Regions from separate parts of the Homo sapiens genome. Here region 2 is linked to region 1. A link is an interaction called in ENCODE POLR2A ChIA-PET data of the cell type or tissue named here. Cell type or tissue: Panc1. All regions are shown on one strand. Each heading gives the region's core, and the rest is flanking DNA. Links, peaks and the distances in the headings are about the cores only.

Region 1 (10,141 bases), core at 958-8,957:
AACAAAACAGACCTAAGTTTTGGTCATTCCTAAACAGTCTTACCCCACTCCTGAGGAGTCATGCCACCCCAAAGAGACAGAATTTTGCTGTGGAGTGACTGAGCACATCTCCCAAGTCTGCACCCAGCCAAGGAACATGAGCTCACTCAGAAAAAGGGCAAGGAGGGGCTCAGCCTCTTGGGAGCCTGGGTGAATAGCATTCACCAGACCTGTGGGAAGCGCCAGGAAGATCTTCCTAAAACACCCGGTTCCTTCAGGAAGCATCTCCTCGGAGTGCCCCTGCTTCTTTCTCAAATGGGCAAGGTGGGCTCCCTGCTGCACAGAGGGCAGACAAGCTCTAGCACCTGAGCTCCCGGGCAGAAGGCTGGCCTGGTGTCCACTTCCTGCCGCTGGACTCGGGAACTGAGCAAAAGCAGGTGGCTAGACCCTGGGCACGTCCTGAAGGTGGAGGCCCAGTGGGGCACAGCCATGGACTGGATGGTTCTGTCTCACTCCAGGTGTTTCCTTAAGCAAATGGGGAGACCACGGAGGAGGTGGGTGAGGGCACAAAACGTCATGTGGCTGGAGCCCTGGGTGTGGCCACCTCAGGCCAAAGGGAAGGAGCTAGAGTTCCAGCATAGCCACCAGGAGCAGGGGAGCCTTTGGCTGGGTCAGGGTTCAAAACTACAGGCAAGGAGACCCCCAGTGGAATAATTCATGCCTTGGGGAGCACTTTGAAAAGTCATTGGACAGTCTACAATGAGAACTACGAAAACATTCGCACTGCAGACCCTGCTCTTTCCACACCTGTGAATCTCAACTCAGTAAGTGTCCACAGACAGGAGAGAAACAACACCCCACACAGGCAAAGTTAAGTCAGCAGACCAAGGTTCACACTGTGCACATGTGTGTTAGATAAGTAGAGAGTAAGAAGTGTGCAAATTCATGGAATGGAAGTATGGCTGTTATCACCCTAAATTCTTGCACTTGCAGAGACTGAAATAACAGGGAATGACGTCTGCTAAGGCACAGCTGGAGCGGGGCAGGGGTGGGGTGGAGAGGGAGGCTACAAAACCGTGTGTCCACCGGGAGCGATCCTTGGCCTCTCTGCAAATGCACTTCTTGTGTTGGAGTGCTTTTACAAGGAAAATGGAAACATTTAAACAGACATTGAAAAGGGGCGGCATTCTTACCCACCATATTTATCTGCATAAACCTCCCCACGCCCATCACATTCTTCTGGCACACCTAATTCATTTCTTTTTTTTTCATTATTTTTCTCCTGAGGCTATTTTGGCTGCAAGATAGATTCTAACAGAATAACAGGGATTTAACAAATAAAAGGAATGCTTAGGGATGCGTTAACAGTAATCTTGCCAAGCCAGGAAGCCGTCTAGAGCTTGGCACATGAGTGAAGGCGAGAAACAATTTGCCTGGAGAAACAAGAAGAAAAATAACAACAAAAAATCACTCTCTGCCTCCGTTGCAGAAATCAACAAGACACACACAGGCAGACAGACCTCGTTTTATTGTGCTTTGCTTTATTGAACTTTGCAGATACTCAGTTTTTTTTAACAAACTAAAGGTTTGTGGCAACCCCACGTCAGTGCCATTTTCCCAAAAGCATGAGCTCACTTCTGGTCCCTGTGTCACATTTTGGAAGCTCTCACCATATTTCAAACTTTTTCATTATTATTATATCTTTCATGGTTATTTGTGATCTGTGCTCTTTGATGTTACTATTGTAATTGTTTTGGGGTGCCATGAACCAAATCCATATAAGACTGCGAACTCAATGGATAAACGTTCTGTGTGTTCTGATGCTCTGGACTGCTCTTTCCCTCTCCTCGGACCTCCATATTCCCTGAGACACAACAACACTGAAATCAGGCCAATTAATAACCAGTAGTGTTGAAGTGAAAGGAAGAGTCACATCTCTTAAAAGCTAGAAATGAGTCAGCTTAGTGGGGAAGGCATGTGCTCAGACAGGCTAAAAGCCAGGCCTCTCATGCCAAACAGTTAGCCAAGGTGCAAATGCAAATGAAAAGTTCTTGAAGGAAATTAAAAGTGCTGCTCCAGTAAACACACCAATGATAAGAAAGCAAAACAGCCTTTTTGCTGTTACAAAGAAAGTTTGAATGGTCTGGATTAGAAGATCAAACCAGCCACCACATTCCCTTAAGCCAAAGCCTAATCCAGAGCAAGGCCCTAACTCTCTTCAATTCTATGCAGACTCAGCAAGGTGAGGAAGCGGCAGGAGAAAAGTTTGAAGCTAGCAGAGGTTGGCTCAAGAGGTTTAGGTAAACAAGCCGTCTCCATAACATAGCAGAGTAAGGTGAAGCAGCAAGTACTAATGTAGAAGCTGCCGCAAGTTATTCAGAAGATCTAGCTAAGACCATTGATGAAGGTGGCTACACTAAACAACAGATTTCAATGCAGACAAAATCAGCCTTCTATTAGAAGATGCCACCTAGGACTTTCATAGCCAGAGAGGAGAAGTCAATGTCAAGCTTCAAAGCTTCGAAGCACAGGCTAACTGTCTTGTGAGGGGCTAAGGCAACTAATGCCTGGAAGTTGAAGCAAATGCTCATTTACCATTCTGAAGATTCCAGAGTCCTGAAGAATTATGCAAAATCTATCCTCCCTGTGCTCTATAAATAGAACAGTAAAGCCTGGATGACAGAACTTCTGCATACAACATGGTTTATTGACTATTTTAAGCTCACTGTTGAGACTTACTGTTGAGCTCACTGTGGAGACACTACTGCTCAGAAAAAAAGAGATTCGTTTCAAAATATTACTACCTGTTGACAATGCAGGTGGTCATGCAGCAACTCTGACAGAGATGTACAAAGAAATGAATGTTGTTTTCATGCCTACTAACACAACATCCATTCTATGGCCCATGGATCAAGGAGTAATTTTGACTTTCAACTCTTACTTTTTTTTTTTTGAGATGAAGTCTGGCTCTTTTTGCCCAGGCTGGAGTGCAATGGTGCAATCTCGGCTAACTGCAGCCTCCGGCTCACTGCAACCTCCACCTCGAGGTTCAAGCGATTTTCCTGCCTCAGCCTCCCGAGTAGCTGGGATTACAGGAGGCTGCCACCAAGCCTGTCTAATTTTTGTATTTTTAGTAGAGACGGGGTTTCACCATGTTGGCCAGGCTGGTCTCGAACGCCTGACCTCAGGTGATCCGCCCACCTCGGCCTCCCAAAGTGCTGGGATTACAAGCGTGAGCCACTGTGCCTGGCCCTCAAGTCTTACTTTTTAAGAAATACATTTTGGGCCAGGTACAGTGGCTCACACCTGTAATCCCAGCACTTTGGGAGGCCAAGACGGGTAGATCACCTGAGGTCAGGAGTTCAAGACCTACCTGCCAACATGGTGAAACCCTGTCTCTACTAAAAATACAAAAATTAGCCAGGCATGGTGGCGGGTGCCTGTAATCCCAGCTACTCGGGAGGCCGAGACAGGAGAATTACTTGAACCCAGGAGGCAGAGGTTGCAGTGAGCTGAGATTGCGCCACTGCACTCCAGTCTGGGTGACAGAGGAAGACTCCATCTCAAAAAAAAAAACAAAAAAAAAAACAAATCTGGAAAAGATTCAACAGTCCAGATGCCTTTAAGAACATTTGTGATTCATGAGAGGAAGTCAAATTGTCAATATTAACAGGAGTTTGGAAGAAGTTGATTTCAACCCTTATGAATGATCTTGAGGGTTCAAGACTTCAGTGAAGAAAGGAGCTGCAAATGTGCTGGGAACAGCAAGAGCACTAGAACTAGACGTGGAGCCTGAAGATGTGACTGAATTGCTGCAATCGCATGATCAATCTTTAATGGATGAGAAGTTGCTTCTTATGCATAAGCAAAGAAAGTGGTTTCTTAAGATGGAATCGGGCCGAGCACGGTGGTTCACACCTGTAATCCCAGCATTTTGGGAGGCTGAGGCAGGTGGATCACAAGGTCAAGAGATGGAGACCATCCTGGCCAACATGGTGAAACCCCGTCCTACTAAAAATACAAAAATTAGCTGGGCATGGTAGTGTGCGCCTGTAATCCCAGCTACTCAGGAGGCGGAGGCAGGAGGATCGCTTGAACCCGGGAGGCAGAGGTTGCAGTGAGCCGAGATTGCGCCACTGCACTCCAGCCTGGCAACAGAGCGAGACTCTGTCTCAAAAAAAAAAGAATGGAATCTACCCTTGATAAAGAAGATGCTGTACATATTATTGAAATAACAACAAAATATTTAGAAAATTACACAAATGTGGTCGGGCGTGGTGGCTCAAGCCTGTAATCCCAGCACTTTGGGAGGCTGAGGCGGGTGGATCACCTGAGGTCAGGAGTTCCAGACTAGCCTGGCCAACACGGTGAAACCCTGTCTCTACTAAAAATACCAAAACTAGCCGGGTGTGGTGGCAGGCGCCTGTAATCCCAGCTACTTGGGAGGCTGAGGCAGGAGAATCGCTTCAACCCAGGAGGCGGAGGTTGCAGTGAGCTGAAATCATGCCAACACACTCCAGCCTGAGGGACAAGAGCAAGACTTTGTCTCAAAAAAAAAAAAAAAAGAAAGTTACACAAATGTAATTGTGTAAATGTAATAAAGCAGCAAGAGGGTTTGAAAGGACTAATTCCAATTTTGAAAAAAGTTCTACCGTGGATAAAATGCTATTAAACACCATCACATGCTACAGAGAAGTCTTTCATGAAGGAGTCAACTGACGTGGCAAACTTTATCATCGTCTTATTTTAAGGAATTGCCACAGCCACCCCAACCTTCAGTAGCTACTGATCCGTCCAAAGCCATGAACTTGTAGGCAAGACTTTCCATCAGCAAAAAGATTTTAACTTGCTGAAGGCTCAGATGATTGTTACCATTCTTTAGCAATAACGCATTTTTAAATTGACATGTACATTGTTTTTCTAGACATACTGCCATTTTCACACTTAATATAACTACAGCTTAGTATAATCAACTTTTATATGCACTGGGAAACTAAAAGATGTGTGCAACTTACTTTATCTCAATATTCATTTTATTGCAATGGTCCAGTTGGCACCAAACTGCAGTATCTCCAAAGTAAGCCTGCACACACATAATACACACATGCACATTACATGCACATAGACACATACATGTAGGTGTGCATGCATGCATGCACGGTATACATGTGTGTGTTCATGTGGACACACATACACTTGTGTACATATACATTTAGGAACGTGCACTTACATACACACATACGCATATAAACACACACAAAGGCGGAGGCAACCAGTTGGAGTTCAGTGTGTGAATCCCATGTTCAGATTCTCCTTGAACCCACATGCCCTCTTTTGTAGAATAACCCTGTTGACAATTGAGCAGTAAGAGGTTCTAGTAAACTGCAGAAGATCCTGGAGACACTTTAAAATCAAAACGTGATTTTTAAAAAATTACCTTTAGTAAAACAAGTCAGCTACTCTAAGGAGGTTCCCAGATAGATTATTTAGAGTCCTCATCCTGAGACACACTAAGGGCCAAGACCCCCTGAGCAGGGGTCTCTCCAGGCCATCTGGGGACAACTCTGCACCCCCATGAATGTGGGTGTTCTGCCTGTCCTGGGGCCCTAGGAGCCTCCGGCCTGAGTCTGGGCATCTGAAGCTCTGAGGTAGGGAACCGAGGACGACAGAGGGCCCCACATCCCTTAGGCCCAATCCACAGGCGAGCATGATTATTATTTTGTTGGTTGTTTGACTTTTCTTTCCCTAAGCCCATAATTGTGACTTCCTCCCAACAAGTTCCTCCGGTCAGTGGGTACATCTGAGTCACACTCTGGGGGCAGGGGCGAGTGAAGCTTCCCAAGCTGAGGGAAGCAAAGCAGAGGCATAACAGCTGAGATCTTCAGGGGCTGCAAAGTGCGGGCCCCAGGCCAGACGCTGCCCGCTCTCACTGGCTGGGCTGAGGGGAATGCAACCTCCCATAAACCCAAATGGCAAAACTCCACAAGTCTTTGGTACAGTGAGCATGGCATGCAAGGAAGGAATGGCACCTGGCGATTCTCAATGCAACGGTGCTGGGCAGAAGGGCAGGTTGCAGCCAAGAGGCCCTACTCCCAGCCCTCTGTCCTCCAGTCCCTGCCACCAAGCCATGCCCCCCACAGACGATAACCAGGAGCAGCGGGGGCGGGGAGCAACAGAACCTGACCTGTGCAGGGTGTGCAGGGTGCCTAGTCCCCATCTTCCACCAGTTGGTGATGCATCCGAATCCTGATCTCTGCCTGGAGCACATGAGGAGGCTCAGATCCACCTTGGACAAGTCCTGCAAATGTCCAGGGTCAGAACAATCCTTAAGACCAACAGTGCGTCTGGGAAAGTTTACAAGCGTCCTACGTAAGGGAGAGGCTGACTTTTCGTCTTTCCTCAGGGTGCAGTCACGGGTGATATGCACAGCTTTGTCAGAGGCTTTGAAAACCAGCAGCCGCCAAGGCTACTTCCACCAGAACCATCAAACCTGCCTGCAGCGAGCTCACAAATGGACCTTTCTGTCCCAACACTACTATTTAACCCAACCCTCACCCATCTAGGGGGTGCTATCTTTTAATCTTTCAAATACAGGAAAGGAAGAGTCACAATGTGGAACGAAAAAAATGGTCCTGTCCATTTCTGCAATGCCTTTCCTTGCAACACATACAGAAATCTATCTTAAGTAACAACCAGGTAAAGCACCCATATGGGTAAATAACTGAAGGTTTTATGGGAATATGACGTGGCAACTGGCAGAATACTCTCTGGGATTTTTCATCCTAGTTTGTTTTTTTAAGTGCCAACTGACTTCTCTGCCTACTAATAATTGGAGGCGCTGGGGACATTTGGAAATGTGAGGACATTTTAACCATCACCACCACTGGGGTGGCCACTAGCATGTAGTGGGAGGAGGTAGGGAGGCCACGCCATTCCTAGAGCAAACTGTCCAACAATGAATTATTCCACACCACATGCCATGAACCACGCCTTACTGGATTACATCCACAGTTCAAGAATGTGTGTCATGGAATTCTCCAGAGGAAGTCTCCAAACTGGAAGGATGGCCTCTTTTCCAGAGGGCTGCGTAGAAGGCCTGCGGTGAGCAGGCCTCGGGACATCTCTGCTGTCTGCCCATCGTCCCTCTGGCAAATGACAAATGACGAGAACTTCTGCACCACTCCCACCCCCACCAAGGAGGCCTGAGCACACGAGGCAGGCCCAGGCTGGCCCTCCACTGTCCACCCCCATGTGGGTGCTGACGCCTGTATACAGGACACTGCTTCCTGCAGGCAAGAATGAGGGAGCCCGATTCTAGCATCAGAGCCTCTTGTAGGTTCCCAACATAAAAGGAAACAGGGTATTTGCCGTCCTGATAAGAGCAAGCTACAGCAAGCCGGTGCCGAGGAGGATCAAAGAGGCTGCGCCACCTCCTAGGAATGCTTCCTCGGCCTGCATTGTTTTCTTCTTTTATTCTTACCCCAGGGCAAAAAGCAAAGCTCCCAGTCTGTGCCTCATTTCAGGCTAACTTGACACTTGGCAGAGGGTCCCACACCCTCCTCCATGCAAGAGTGGGTGCCTCCACCAACCCCAACCCCTTTGTGTCCATCAGCCCAACTTCAAAGAGGCCGACCCCAGCACCTCCCCACCCTGCAGTGGAGCACACCTGCAGGGACCAAGAAAGGCCCAGGTTTTCATTCTAAGGACTTGGGGTTCAGGCCCACCTCTCCCATCACCTACTTGCAAATTTCCACCGACTCCTGTTTCGTCGATGGAAAAACTGGGACAAAATAACCACAGCCTCCCTGGGCAGGTTTCCCACGCATGAGGAGAGGACAAGGCCCACTGCCTGGGGCCCCCCTCAGCAGAGGGTCCCAGCTCTGCCTCCCCAGGGTCCCACTCTCCCACACAGCCACCCTATGGGACATTCCTCTGTGTACACCTGCAGGAAAACCCTGCTCAGGGTCCAAGTCCAAGCCCTCCTTGGTTATGTCCAAGGCCATGAGCAGGAGGAAGCTTTGCATGACCCCCTCGAGCCCTTCCACTCACCTGGTAATGGCAAAACTGGCCGCAAATCTCCCAGAGCCGAAATCTCCCCAGAGGGAGCCCAAGGGAAAGCACTGGAAGGCAGAAGCAAATCTCGCAACGCCCGTGTATATAGACCTCCCATGTCACTCTTCCAACCCCATGTTTAATGCATATTTAAATATACAGACAGGCAGGTCGTGGTGGTTCACACCTGTAATCCCATCACTTTGGGAGGCCAAGGTGGGCGGATCATGAGATCAGGAATTTGAGACCAGTCTGGCCAATATGGTGAAACTCCATCTCTACTAAAAATACAGAAATTAGCCAGGCATGGTGACGCGCGCCTGTAGTCTCAGCTACTTGGGAGGCTGAGGCAGAAGAACTGCTTGAACCTGAGAGGTGGAGGTTGCAGTGAGCCAAGATCACGCCACTGCACTCACACCTGGGCAACAAAGCAAAACTCCATCTCACAAAAAATAAATAAATAAATAAACAGACATCAAGACACATGTTCAGATTTTTAATAATGGGAGCGGGAGAATTCTCCAAGGGACAGCAGAGGTGGCTTCACAACATTGCATCTTAGGAATGTGCCCTTGGCGAGTTCCAAGAACTTTCTGGTGCAGGGCGGTGCCTCAGCCTCGTCACATCATCTTTACGCACCCCAGGACTATGCAGAGAATGGAGAACAAGAGGCAGGGATGGGGGCTGGAAGGGGCTAAAACAAGAGCCACAGGAGCCAATCTTACGAGAGGCCAGCCCTCCTGCTCTACATCTCTGAGGCCTCCATCAAAGTTCACAGCATCCTATGGCCCCAGTCTCCCTGGGGCCCTTGTCCATCTCTGCACTCACCTCCTTCCACTCCCCCTCATTCCAGGCCCAAGCTCCACCATGCATCTTCATCAGGGCAATGGGCAGCCTGGGGACCAGGACACGCAGAGAGAGCTGCTGTAGCATAGGACAAGGAAACCCTGGCCTTCACATTCGGCGGTCGAGCAGCCCTGATGATCTGATGAAGCTACAAACCCTGAGAACAATCCACACACACTACACCTAGCATGAAGGGATTCACGATGCTGCTGAGGGCCACTGGGGCCCCAAGGTAGGAAGCTGGGTCTACACCACCTGCTCCACCCCCGCAGGACTGCAAGAGCCGGCCGCGGGTCTCCCTTTGCAGCCCACCTCAAACTGGGCTTTTCTGCATCATTGCCATGGTCAGAATGTCTGTGACCCGCCCCCCTACCCCCAATTCCTATGTTGAAGACCTGAACCCCAAGGTGATGGTATGAGGAGCTGGGGCCTCAGGAAGGTGGTTAGGTCATGAGGCTGGAGCCTCAGGATGGGCTTAGGGCCTCATAATAATGACCCCAGGGAGCTCCCTCACCCCTCTACCATGTGAGGGCACATAGAAGTCACCATCTATGAACCAGGAAACAGGCCCTCACCAGACACCGAGGGCCTTGATCTTGGACTTCCAGCCTCCAGAACTGTGAGAAATAAATTCCTGTCGTCTATCAATTGCCCAATCTAAGGTATCAGGTTGTAGCAGCACAAACCAATTAAGATATCACTCTGTCCAAAACCTGGTGTTTTCATGTCTTCCATAAATCTGCCCAACCAAAGCCCTAAACCTAACTTCTCACCCGGTGGCATTCTCCCCAGACTCCCTTGTCCACCTCTCTGCTGCTGTCAGGGGCAACCAGTCCTTGGCCGACTCTGCCTGTGGTCCCGCTGGCTGCTCCTGCAACCCTCGAACTGGGATCCCAGCACAGACATCAGCCTACAAATGACCCCCTTTCCAGGGGCAACAGCAGCCCCACCTCTCAGCACCCCTAACTTGCTCCTCTCAAACCCACCCAGAACAGTGTCCTTTCTGAGGTCCTGGCTGGGGGACTTGGGAATGTCCTGGAGCCTGGAGCCTCCAAGTCCTCAGTGAGGAACCCAGGCGCCACCAGATCCATCTAGAAACAGGCTGTAATCCCCAAGCAACCCTGTGTGACCTTGTGTGACCCCCACATCAGGCAGGCCATGGGTGTCCCCATACACAACTGCCAGACCCCTGGCCTCTGATGTCAGGTCACAGTGACTGCTCACCCCAGGGATTTTCAGGTGTGACTTCATGAAAATATCACTG
Region 2 (10,141 bases), core at 1,190-9,189, 120 kb after region 1:
TCACTCCGTTTTCAGTGGATTGCTGCAGAAGTAGCCTCTGATTTTATGGGGGCCTGCACACGCTGGCTCCTGCAGTCTTAGGGCCTGGTCTGAGGAGGGGCCCGGAGAGTGTGGAAGGATGAAAAATGGAGCAACCCGGGCCAGGTGCAGTGGCTTACACCTGTAATCCCAGTACTTTGGGAGGCCAAGGCAGGTGGATCACAAGGTCAGGAGATCGAGACCATCCTGGCTAACATGGTGAAACCACGTCTCTACTAAAAATACAAAAAATTAGCCTGACATGGTGGCACACACCTGTAATCCCAGCTACTTGGGAGGCTGAGGCAGGAGAATCGCTTGAACCTGGGAGGTGGAGGTTGCAGTAAGCCGAGACTGCGCCACTGCACTCCAGCCTGGGCGACAGAGTGAGACTCCGTCTCAAAAAAAAAAAAAAAAAAAAAAAGAAAGAAAAGAAAAAGAAAAATGGAGCAACCGAGGCTCAGAGGGTCTAAGGTGCTGGACGACGGCAACTGCAGGGGCAGACTCCGATTCCCAGCCTGGTGCATCCACCACTGGCCTTCATAGAGATTCTTGGGGGTCTGCGGGGGCCTGCTTTATGCCAGGCCCTGGAGGTATGGCCAGGAACACGACCCACTAGGCTCTGCCTCATGAGCTTACATTCTAGAAGTGGGAGATGGAGGTAATCAGTCCATATGGACGGGGTCAAAGGCCTCTCTGAAGATGCGGACTTTCCTAACACTCGCACCAGCCAGAGGACAAAGCATTCTGGGGGTCTGGGCTGGGAGGACACACGAAGTCCTTACAGTGCCAAAAAGCTTGGTCCCTCCCAGGCTGGACAAAAGCTCATGGTGGTTGGGGCAAGCAGGAGGGGAGAGAGGCAGAGCCAGGCTCTGAGCAGCAGGCAGGCGCCCCACCTCACTGAGCTAGGGCCTATGGGGCACGGTGAGGAGCTGGGTTTTAGTTAGAAGTCAGGTGGAAGCTGCTGGAGGATTTTAGGCAGGGGAATCATAGGGTATTATCAGCTCTACAAACAGAGAATTCAGGTGTTGTGTGGAGAAGGGATTCTGGGGGGCAAATGTGAAGGAAGAGAGGCCAGGTAGAAAAGTGATCAGAGCAGAGCAGAAAACACACCTGCATTCACACGCTCATGCACACACACATACACACATGCACACATACTCTCACACACATGCACACATACCCTCACAATGCTCTCACACAATTGTGCACACATACACACATGCACACATACTCTCACAATGCTCTCACATGCCCCACAGACACACACTCTCTTACAGACTCACACATTCACATGCACTCTCATGTACTCACACTCCCTCACACACACAAACTTTTATACATATTAGCATACACACTCAGACAAACATACACACTCAAGCACATCCCAGTGGTGACTGATCAGTGCAGTCACTGTGCACATTGTAACACAGGAGAGAAACGGCAGCTTTAAGGGATTGTGAGCCAAAGCAATCCTCCTGCCTTGGCCTCCCTAAAAGCTGGGATTACAAGCATGAGCCACCACACTTGGCCTCAATGCAAAATTTTTTTTGTTTTTTGAGACAGAGTCTCTTTCTGTCACCCAGGCCGGGGTGCAGTGGCGTGATCTTGGCTCACTGCAACCTCCACCTCCCTGGTTCAAGTGGTTCTCCTGCCTCAGCCTCCTGAGTAGCTGGGATTACAGGCACCCACCACCACACCTGGCTAATTTTTGTATTTTTAGTAGAGACGGGTTTTCACCATATTGGCCAGGCTGGTCTTGAACTCCTGACCTTGCAATCCGCCCACCTCAGCCTCCCAAAGTGCTGGGATTATAGGCGTGAGCCACCGTGCCTGGCCACCTCAGTGCAATTCTTAAATGACACTGAAAATTGTTAGCTTAGTATGATGTTTTTCCAGCCATACTGGGAATACTGAATTGACTTAATTTATGCATAGGAGGCAACATGCTGCCTGAAGAAAAAGTATCCTAAACCCTAATGGTTCAAGTCATCGGGTATTTCCAAGTTCACCAAGAAATTCAAACCCTGTCCTTCTTTACCATTTGAGGGAAAGCTGACACAGATCTAAATCTTGATGTCTTTCATGTGTACTGCCAACAAGTAAGGCAGCACAGAAGAGTAAAAATGCCTCAGTTTCTCAAATCTTGCTCTTGCGTTCAAATCTTGACTTTGCTGTCTCAGTCTGCCTGTGTATTGAATGGGTGCAATAACAGTTATCGCCCATTCTTTTTTTTTTTTTTTTTTTTTTTTTTTTGAGACAGAGTCTCACTCTGTTGCCTAGGCTGGAGTGCAGTGGCGCAATCTCGGCTCACTGCAAGCTCTGCCTCCCGGGTTCATGCCATTCTTCTGCCTCAGCCTTGCGAGTAGCTGGGACTACAGGCGCCCGCCACCACGCCCAGCTAATTTTTTGTGCTTTTAGTAGAGACGGGGTTTCACTGTGTTAGCCAGGATGGTTTCAATCTCCTGACCTCGTGATCTGCCCACCTCAGGCTCCTAAAGTACTGGGATTACAGGCATGAGCCAATGAGCCACTGCACCTGGCCCAGTTATAGCCTATTCTTTTTTTTTTTTTTTTTTTTGAGACGGAGTCTTGATGTCACCCAGGCTGGAGTGCAGTGGTGCGATCTCGGCTCACTGCAGGCTCCACCCTCTAGGGTTCATGCCATTCTCCTGCCTCAGCAGCTGGGACTACAGGCACCCGCCACCTCGCCTGGCTAATTTTTTGTATTTTTAGTAGAGATGGGGTTTCACCGTGTTAGCCAGGATGGTCTCGATCTCCTGACCTCGTAATCCACCCACCTCGGCCTCCCAAAGTGCTGGGATTACAGGAGTGAGCCACCGCGCCTGGCCAGTTATAGCCCATTCTTATAGCACTGAAGGAATTGTGCAATGGCTATGTAACCCCTGGGTCAAGTGCCTGATTCAAGATGGTGGAAAAACATTCCTTTCCATTCTATAGAACACATATGTATTGGATGTCTTTTCTGTGCTGGGTATAGTGCTTGGTGCTTAGGGAAAAAGCACTAGAGAGACAGATGTGGTTTGTGCTTGTGACAGTTTCATGTGTCAACTTGACTGGGCTAAGGGATACCTAGGTAATTGGTAAAACATTAGTTCTGGTGTGTCTGTGAGGGTGTTTGCAGAAAAGATTAGCATTTGAATTTATAGATGGAGTGAAGCAGATCCACTGCAAACTTCTCTACGCTCTCCTCCAAACCACATGGCACTCCTCTGTGCCGTGAGGTTTTGTCATGTTCGTTATCTGTGGATGTCATAGCTCTGCAGTTACCTGCTATGGTTTGGAAATGGGCTTATTCATCTCTACCATCGGTGCAGTGGCTTTGGGAGATGGGGCCTAGCGGGAGGTGTTTGGGTCATGGGGATGGATCCCTCGTGAATGTCTTGGTACTGTTCTTGTGGTGATGAGTTCTCACTCTGATGAGCCTGGATAATTTCCCACAGAATGAATTAGTTCCCGCAAAAGTTGACTGTTAAACAGACAGAATGCTTCTTGCATTTTGTTTCTTCAGGTGTGTCTTCTTGCCCTTTGACCTTCTTCATCATGTATGTTATGATGCAGCACAAAAGCTCTCACCAGAAACCAGGGCCATGCTCTTGAACTTCTCAGCCTGCAGAACTGTGAGCTAAATAAACCTCTTTTCTTTATACATTACCCAGACTCAAGTATTCTGTTTTAGCGACACAAAATAGACTATGATGGAAGATTGGTATTGAGCAGTGGGGTCTTTTTATAAAGGTACTTGAAAATGTGGAAGCCAGTGTGGAACTGGGAAATGGCCACAGGTTGAAAGAGTTTGGAGGAGCTGGCTAGAAAAGCACTGCATTGCCCTGAAGTGGGCATTAAGGATAATTCTGGTGAGGGCCCAAAGAAGACAAAGAGATTAGGGTAAGTTTGGAATTTCTTGGAGACTAGTTAAGTTATTGTGACCAAAATGTTTATAGAATTATGGACAGTAAAGGCCATTCTGATAAGGTCACAGATGGAAATGGGAAGTATCTATTTGGAAACTGGAACAAAGGTCACACTTGTTACAAATATTTGTATTTATGCCCTAAGGCTTTATGGAAGGTTGAACTTAAGAGGGATGACCTAAGATAATCTGGCGGATGAAATTTCTAAGCAGCAAATCACTCAAGAAGTGGTGTGGTTACTTTCAACAGCTTATGCTCAGTTATGGCAGCAAAAGAATGACCTGAAGGCAGAATTTACAATTAAAAGGGAAGCATAGAAATTTGGAAAATTTCCAGCCTGGCCATGTGGCAGAGAATGAAAGGGCATTTTCAGGAGAGGAATTTAAGAGTTCAGCAGAGTAATCACTTGCTGAGGAGATGACTGGGGGTGAAAAGGGAGCCAAGTGGTAACAGTAAGAAAAATGGGGGCTGGGCATGGTGGCTCACGCCTGTAATCCTAGCACTTTAGGAGACCGAGGTGGGCTGATCATCTGAGGTCAGGAGTTGGAGACCAGCCTGGCCAACATAGTGAGGCCTTGTCTCTACTAAAAACACAAAAATTACCTGGGTTTGGTGGCGGGCGCCTGTAATGCCAGCTACTCAGGAGGCTAAGGCGGGTAATCGCTTGGCCAGGGAGGTGAAGGTTGCAGTGAGCAGAGCTGGAGCCACTGCACTCCAGCCTAGATGACAGAGTGAGACTCCGTCTCAAAAAAAAAAAAAAAAAAGGACAATGGGAAAAGGCTGGAGAGGCATTTCGGAGATCCCTGAGGCCTGCCCCTCCCATCTGCCCAGATGCCTGAAAAGGCAGAATAATTTGGGGGGATGGGCCTGGGACCCTGATGCCCTGTGTAGCCTCAGGAAGCTGTTCCCTGGATCCAGCCTGGAGCAGCGGTGGCACAATTGGCTGAGATATTAAAGTGGTGTCATTGTCTGGGATAAAACCTGAGGTTCCTTGTCCCATGGCCATGGAAAACTAGGATGCTTACACACCAGAGTGAGGTTAAACTCAGAAGTTTAATAGGCGAAAGAAAAAGAAGAGATCTCTGTGCAAAGAGGGGTCTCAGAGAAAAATGGGTTGCTGTGGTGAAATGTAGGAGGTTTTATAGATGAGCTTGAGGAGGCAGTGTCTGATTTACAAAGCACATGAAAGATTGGCTGGACCAGGTGTGCCATTTGCATAGCACGCAAATGGCTGAGGACACAGCTCCTGAGAACTCAAGTTGTAAGCCTTGGAGATGTCCATGTGATGTCAAGTCTGCAGGCACCTAGAAGGCGAGAGCTGTAGAGGCTTGGCAGCTTCCTTTTTGATTTCAGAGGATGTTTCTGAAAATCTAGGGTCCAAGGCAGAAAACTGCTGTGGGGCACAGCCACCATAGAGTCCCTCCTGGGGCAATGCCTGGTGGAACTATGGGGCCAGGGTCACCACTGAAAACCTGGAATGGGAAAGCCACCAACAATATGAAACCTCAGCCTGGAAAAGCTGCCAGCACCAAACTCCAACCCATGAGAGCAGCTGCATGGGCTGTGCCCCGCAAAGCCATGGGAGCAGGGCTGGCTAAGACACTCACTGAGTGTTTCCTTACTAGGTGTTGACTTCTGCAGCAACTGAAATATATTCCTTGTCTAATTCTGACGAGGCAGGCTAATTAGAATTCTAATGCATAAACACCCCCTTTAGCTGGGCACTGTGACTCATGCCTGTAATCCTAGCACTTTGGGAGGCTGAGGCGGGCAGATCACCTGAGGTCAAGAGTTCGAGACCAGCCGGGCCAATATGGTGAAACCCCCTCTTTACTAAAAATACAAAAATTAGCCAGTTGTAGTGGCACATGCCTGTAATCCCAGCTACTTGGGAGGCTGAGGCAGGAGAATTGCTTGAACCCGGGAGGCGGAGGTTGCAGTGAGCCGAGATTGCGCCATTGCACTCCAGACTTGGAGACACAGAGAGACTCTGTCTAAAAATAAAAAAAAAAAAAAAACCCAAGAAAACAAAAAACAAAAACAAAAACAAAACGCTTTAGCTGTCTAGAGAACATTAATGGTTGTGCATATATCAGTTGTTCTCAAAATGTGGGCTGTGGATACCTGAGGGTCCTTGAGAGCTCCTCAGGGGATTACTGTCCTTCCCATACCAGGACAATGTTCTTTGCCCTTTTCACTGTGTTTAGATTTTCACTGATGGTGCAAAAGCAATGGTGTCTGATACTGCTGGTGTCTCAGTGTGAATGTGGTCACTGACACTGTAAACCTAAAATAAAAGTCTAAGCCCCCCAACCCTCAGAATGGACTTCCTCCTAGGCCAGGGAACTCTTATATTTAACCTGAAAGACTGGTTCAGGCCATGACGGGGAGAGGGGGTTGGGCACGCCTCATTTTCCCTCTCAGGCACCAACATCAACGCAGACTTTAAGTCTGACAAGAAACATTTACAGGCCGGTTTGGTGGCTCACGCCTGTAATCCCAACACTTTGGGAGGCCAAGGCAAGTGGATCACCTGAGGCCAGGAGTTCAAGACTAGCCTGGCCAACATGGAGAAACCCCGTCTCTACTAAAAACACAAAAATTAGCCAGGTGTGGTGGTGCGTCCCTGTAATCCCAGCTACTTGGGAGACTGAGACAGGAGAATTGCTTGAACGTGGGAGGCAGATGTTGCAGGGAGCCGAGATCACGCCACTGCACTCCAGCCTGGGAGACAGAGTGAGACTTAGTGTCAAAAAAAAGAGGCCGGGCGCGGTGGCTCACGTCTGTAATCCCAGCGCTTTGGGAGGCCGAGGCAGGCAGATCACGAGGTCAGGAAATCGAGACCATCCTGGCTAACACGTTGAAACCCCGTCTCTACTAAAAAATACAAAAATTAGCTGGGCGTGGTGGCAGGCGCCTGTAGTCCCAGCTACTCGCAAGGCTGAGGCAGGAGAATGACATGAACCCGGGAGGCGGAGCTTACAATGAGCCGAGAGTGTGCCACTGCACTCTAGCCCGGGTGACAGAGCAAGACTCTGTCTCAAAAAAAAAAAGAAAGAGAGAGAGAGAGGGAGGGAGGGAGGGAGGGAGGGAGAGAGAGAGAGAAAAAGAAAGAGAGAGAAAGAAAGAAAGAAAGAAAGAAAGAAAGAAAGAAAGAAAGAAAGAAAGAAAGAAAGAAAGACAAGAAAGAAGAAACATTTACAATCTACTGTAATGTATTCTCCTGCAGATGAAGCCTGCTACCTGGAGGCTTCATCTGCATGAAAAAAACTTTAGTCTCCACAATCTCTTATCGCAACCCAGACATTCCTTTCTACTGATAACTCTTTCAACCAATTGCCAATTAGAAAAATTGTAAATGTACTTATAACCTGTAAGCACCCCCGCTTCCTGCTTCAAGTTGTCCCACCTTTCTGTACCGAACCAATGTATTTCTTCAATGTATTTGATTGAAGTCTCATGTCTCCCTAAAATGTATAAAACCAAGCTGCACCCGGACCACCTTGGACACACGTTCTCAAGATCTCCTGAGGGCTGTGTCATGGGCCATGGTCACTCATATTTGGCTCAGAATAAATCTTTTCAAATATTTTACAGAGTTTGACTGTTTTCTTCAACACAGAGTTCGTTACTGCCACAAACTTAGAGTAAGAAAACTCAGTTTCTGATTAAACAGTGAACACTATTGATCAAAGGTCGAGCCCCTGAGTACAGATCTCTTAAATATATCCTGTGGGTTGCAATTGGAAGGGCACAGAAAGCCCCTTTGCTGCTTGCTGAATGGCGCTTGCTGAATGGCACATGCTGTCTGAACAGAAGCGCTTGTGTGATCCTTGCCTTGGAGCTGAACAGACAGCCTTTGCCAGGGAAGGAGCAACTGACAGGCTGTGGTCTTTCACACTTGTGTATTGGTCGGCTCATAGAGACTCTTGTGAAGAGAATGGGGACGCTATTGACAAATGGGGTTTCTTTTTTCCTATTAAATAATAAAATGAGTCAACATTTGGAAGATCTGCTTAATTCAGTGAATCAACATTTTTCAAATGACCAACGGATGATGTTACTGATTCACGCATAGGTAAGAGATTCATTCAGTGTGCTAGAGAGACCAACAGATTTTATACATAGAGTAGGAAAAGTTCATTGATTCCACAGTGTAATTAAACTTTAAGGAACTATCGCATGTCAAGTTTTGGTGGATTATCAAATAAAAATATTGACAATAATCTAAAAATGCCATTAAAAGTGCTCCATCGGCCTGACGTGATGGCTCACACCTGTAATCCCAGCATTTTGGGAGGCCAAGGTGGGCGGATCACGAGGTCAGGAGATCGAGACCATCCTGGCTAACACAGTGAAACTCCGTCTCTACTAAAAAAATACAAAAAATTAGCTGAGTGTGGTGGCAGGCGCCTGTAGTCCCAGCTACTCAGGAGGCTGAGGCAGGAGAATGGCATTAACCCGGGAAGCGGAGCTTGCAGTGAGCCGAGACCACGCCACGACAGCCTGGGCGACAGTGCAAGGCTCCATCTCAAAAAAAAAAAAAGTGCTCCATCATTTCTTTTTTTTTGTTTTGAGATGGAGTCTCGCTCTTTCGCCCAGGCCAGAGTGCAGTGGCGCTATCTCAGCTCACTGCAAGCTCCTCCTCCTGGGTTCACGCCATTCTCCTTCCACAGCCTCCCGAGTAGCTGGGTCTACAGGCGCCCACCACCGCGCCCGGCTAATTTTTTGTATTTTTAGTAGAGACTGGGTTTCACCGTGTTAGCCAGGATGGTCTCGATCTCCTGACCTCGTGATCCGCCTGCCTCAGCCTCCCAAAGTGCTGGGATTACAGGCGTGAGCCACCGTGCCCGGCCTATCATTTCTTAACTACCTATCTACGTGAACCTAGATTTTCTTTTCATATTTCACCAAAACAATACTCTGCACAGACTGAATGCAAAAGCAGATTGAGAATCCAGAATCTCCACTAAGCCAGATATTAAATAGATTTGCATAAAATGAAAACGACACCATTCTTTCCACTAAGTTATCTGGTTTGGGCACATACAGTAGTTGATTTCCTTAAATTACTATTATTTATGTTAATATGTGATTGATTTATTACATTTTAAATAAATAAATGTTTAGTTTAAACAATTTCTACTATGATAAATATTGATAGTATGAAACACATAAACATCAGCTCTTTTGGCCTCTTAATAATTTTTTTTTTCTTTGAGATGGAGTCTCGCTCTGTCACCCAGATCACGCCACTGCACTCCAGCCTGGGTGACAGAGCAAGACTCCATCTCAAAAAAAAAAAAAAAAAAAGTTGCTCATCTAACAGGTACCTGTGAGAGACACGGCTCTGGAGACGAAGACAGCCTCGTGCAGGGGACCTCCTGGGATTGCTGTGGACCTTGGTCCTCCTCAACCCTGTTACACCCACACTGTCGGAAACCAAGGCCCGGGAGGTGGAGTGGCTCGCTCTGCTTCACACTGCTGCACCACAGCATTCACACCCATCCCAGGGCTGTCTGGCTGCATTCTCTCTGTTCTCTACAGTGCTTCAGACAATGAGTTGAAAGTTTACAAACCTGTGCCACTCTATATTCAATATGCACTGACATAGTTGTGTAAAAATTACTTATATATGTCCTAGAAGTGGTATTTACAGATTGAAAAAATTCCTAGAAAGCAAATAAAATGAAACTGTAGGATGCGGAGTATGTGATTTTTATTTAAAAGTTGAGTGAAGATAATTTCCACTAGTGCTTCAAAGTGTTCTGATGGCTTCCACACCTATTAACCTGCACATATGAATCCCACAGTGTCCTGGAGAAATTGTTACCCCAGTTTACAGATCACGAAATGAGGTTCTGAGAAGTTAAGTAACTGAGTCACAGACACATTCAGTGTGGGCAGGCTGGTGCGGGTCTGAAGCTCTTGCCCTCTCCTCTCCAAGGTGCTGACAATCTCTCAGGCTAATGAGGCTAACAGGCCATTACTTGTCCCCTGTGCTTTTCCAAGGACATGGACACAGGGGTAACTCCAACCCCTCCCATTCCTTCAGCAACAATGGGGCATGTTGACTTTGGGTCTCCTAAGGTTAGAGGCTCTCATCACGTTGTCTCTATCCATTTACCAGTGACAACACCAAACAATGTTTGTCTACGGTGCCCGGTGAATTGCCATTAGCTTTGCGG

Evidence for each region. ChIA-PET counts read pairs that join two places held together with the same protein. Peaks named below come from ENCODE experiments on the same cell type or tissue, not always from the same donor. Only the 100,000 strongest peaks of a DNase experiment are listed, where the experiment ranks them.
Region 2: POLR2A ChIA-PET joins it to region 1 with 10 read pairs; 3 of 35 experiments call an interaction of 5 or more read pairs at or near these places.

What each region holds. Positions count from the first base shown.
Region 1 is chr7:47,550,874-47,561,014 of GRCh38, forward strand. The region is part of intron 1 of TNS3 (tensin 3); the gene reads right to left. Among named protein-coding and RNA genes, the nearest start is that of TNS3, 26 kb to the right of the region's middle. RefSeq lists enhancers at 5,461-6,189, 6,918-7,645. In Panc1, for the core only: no CTCF peak of the experiment used is centred there; no DNase peak of the experiment used is centred there; H3K4me3 peaks cover 555 bases; H3K27ac peaks cover 8,000 bases.
Region 2 is chr7:47,673,655-47,683,795 of GRCh38, forward strand. No RefSeq gene overlaps it. Among named protein-coding and RNA genes, the nearest start is that of LINC02902, 23 kb to the left of the region's middle. RefSeq lists enhancers at 6,450-6,963, 8,508-9,021. In Panc1, for the core only: no CTCF peak of the experiment used is centred there; no DNase peak of the experiment used is centred there; H3K27ac peaks cover 7,422 bases.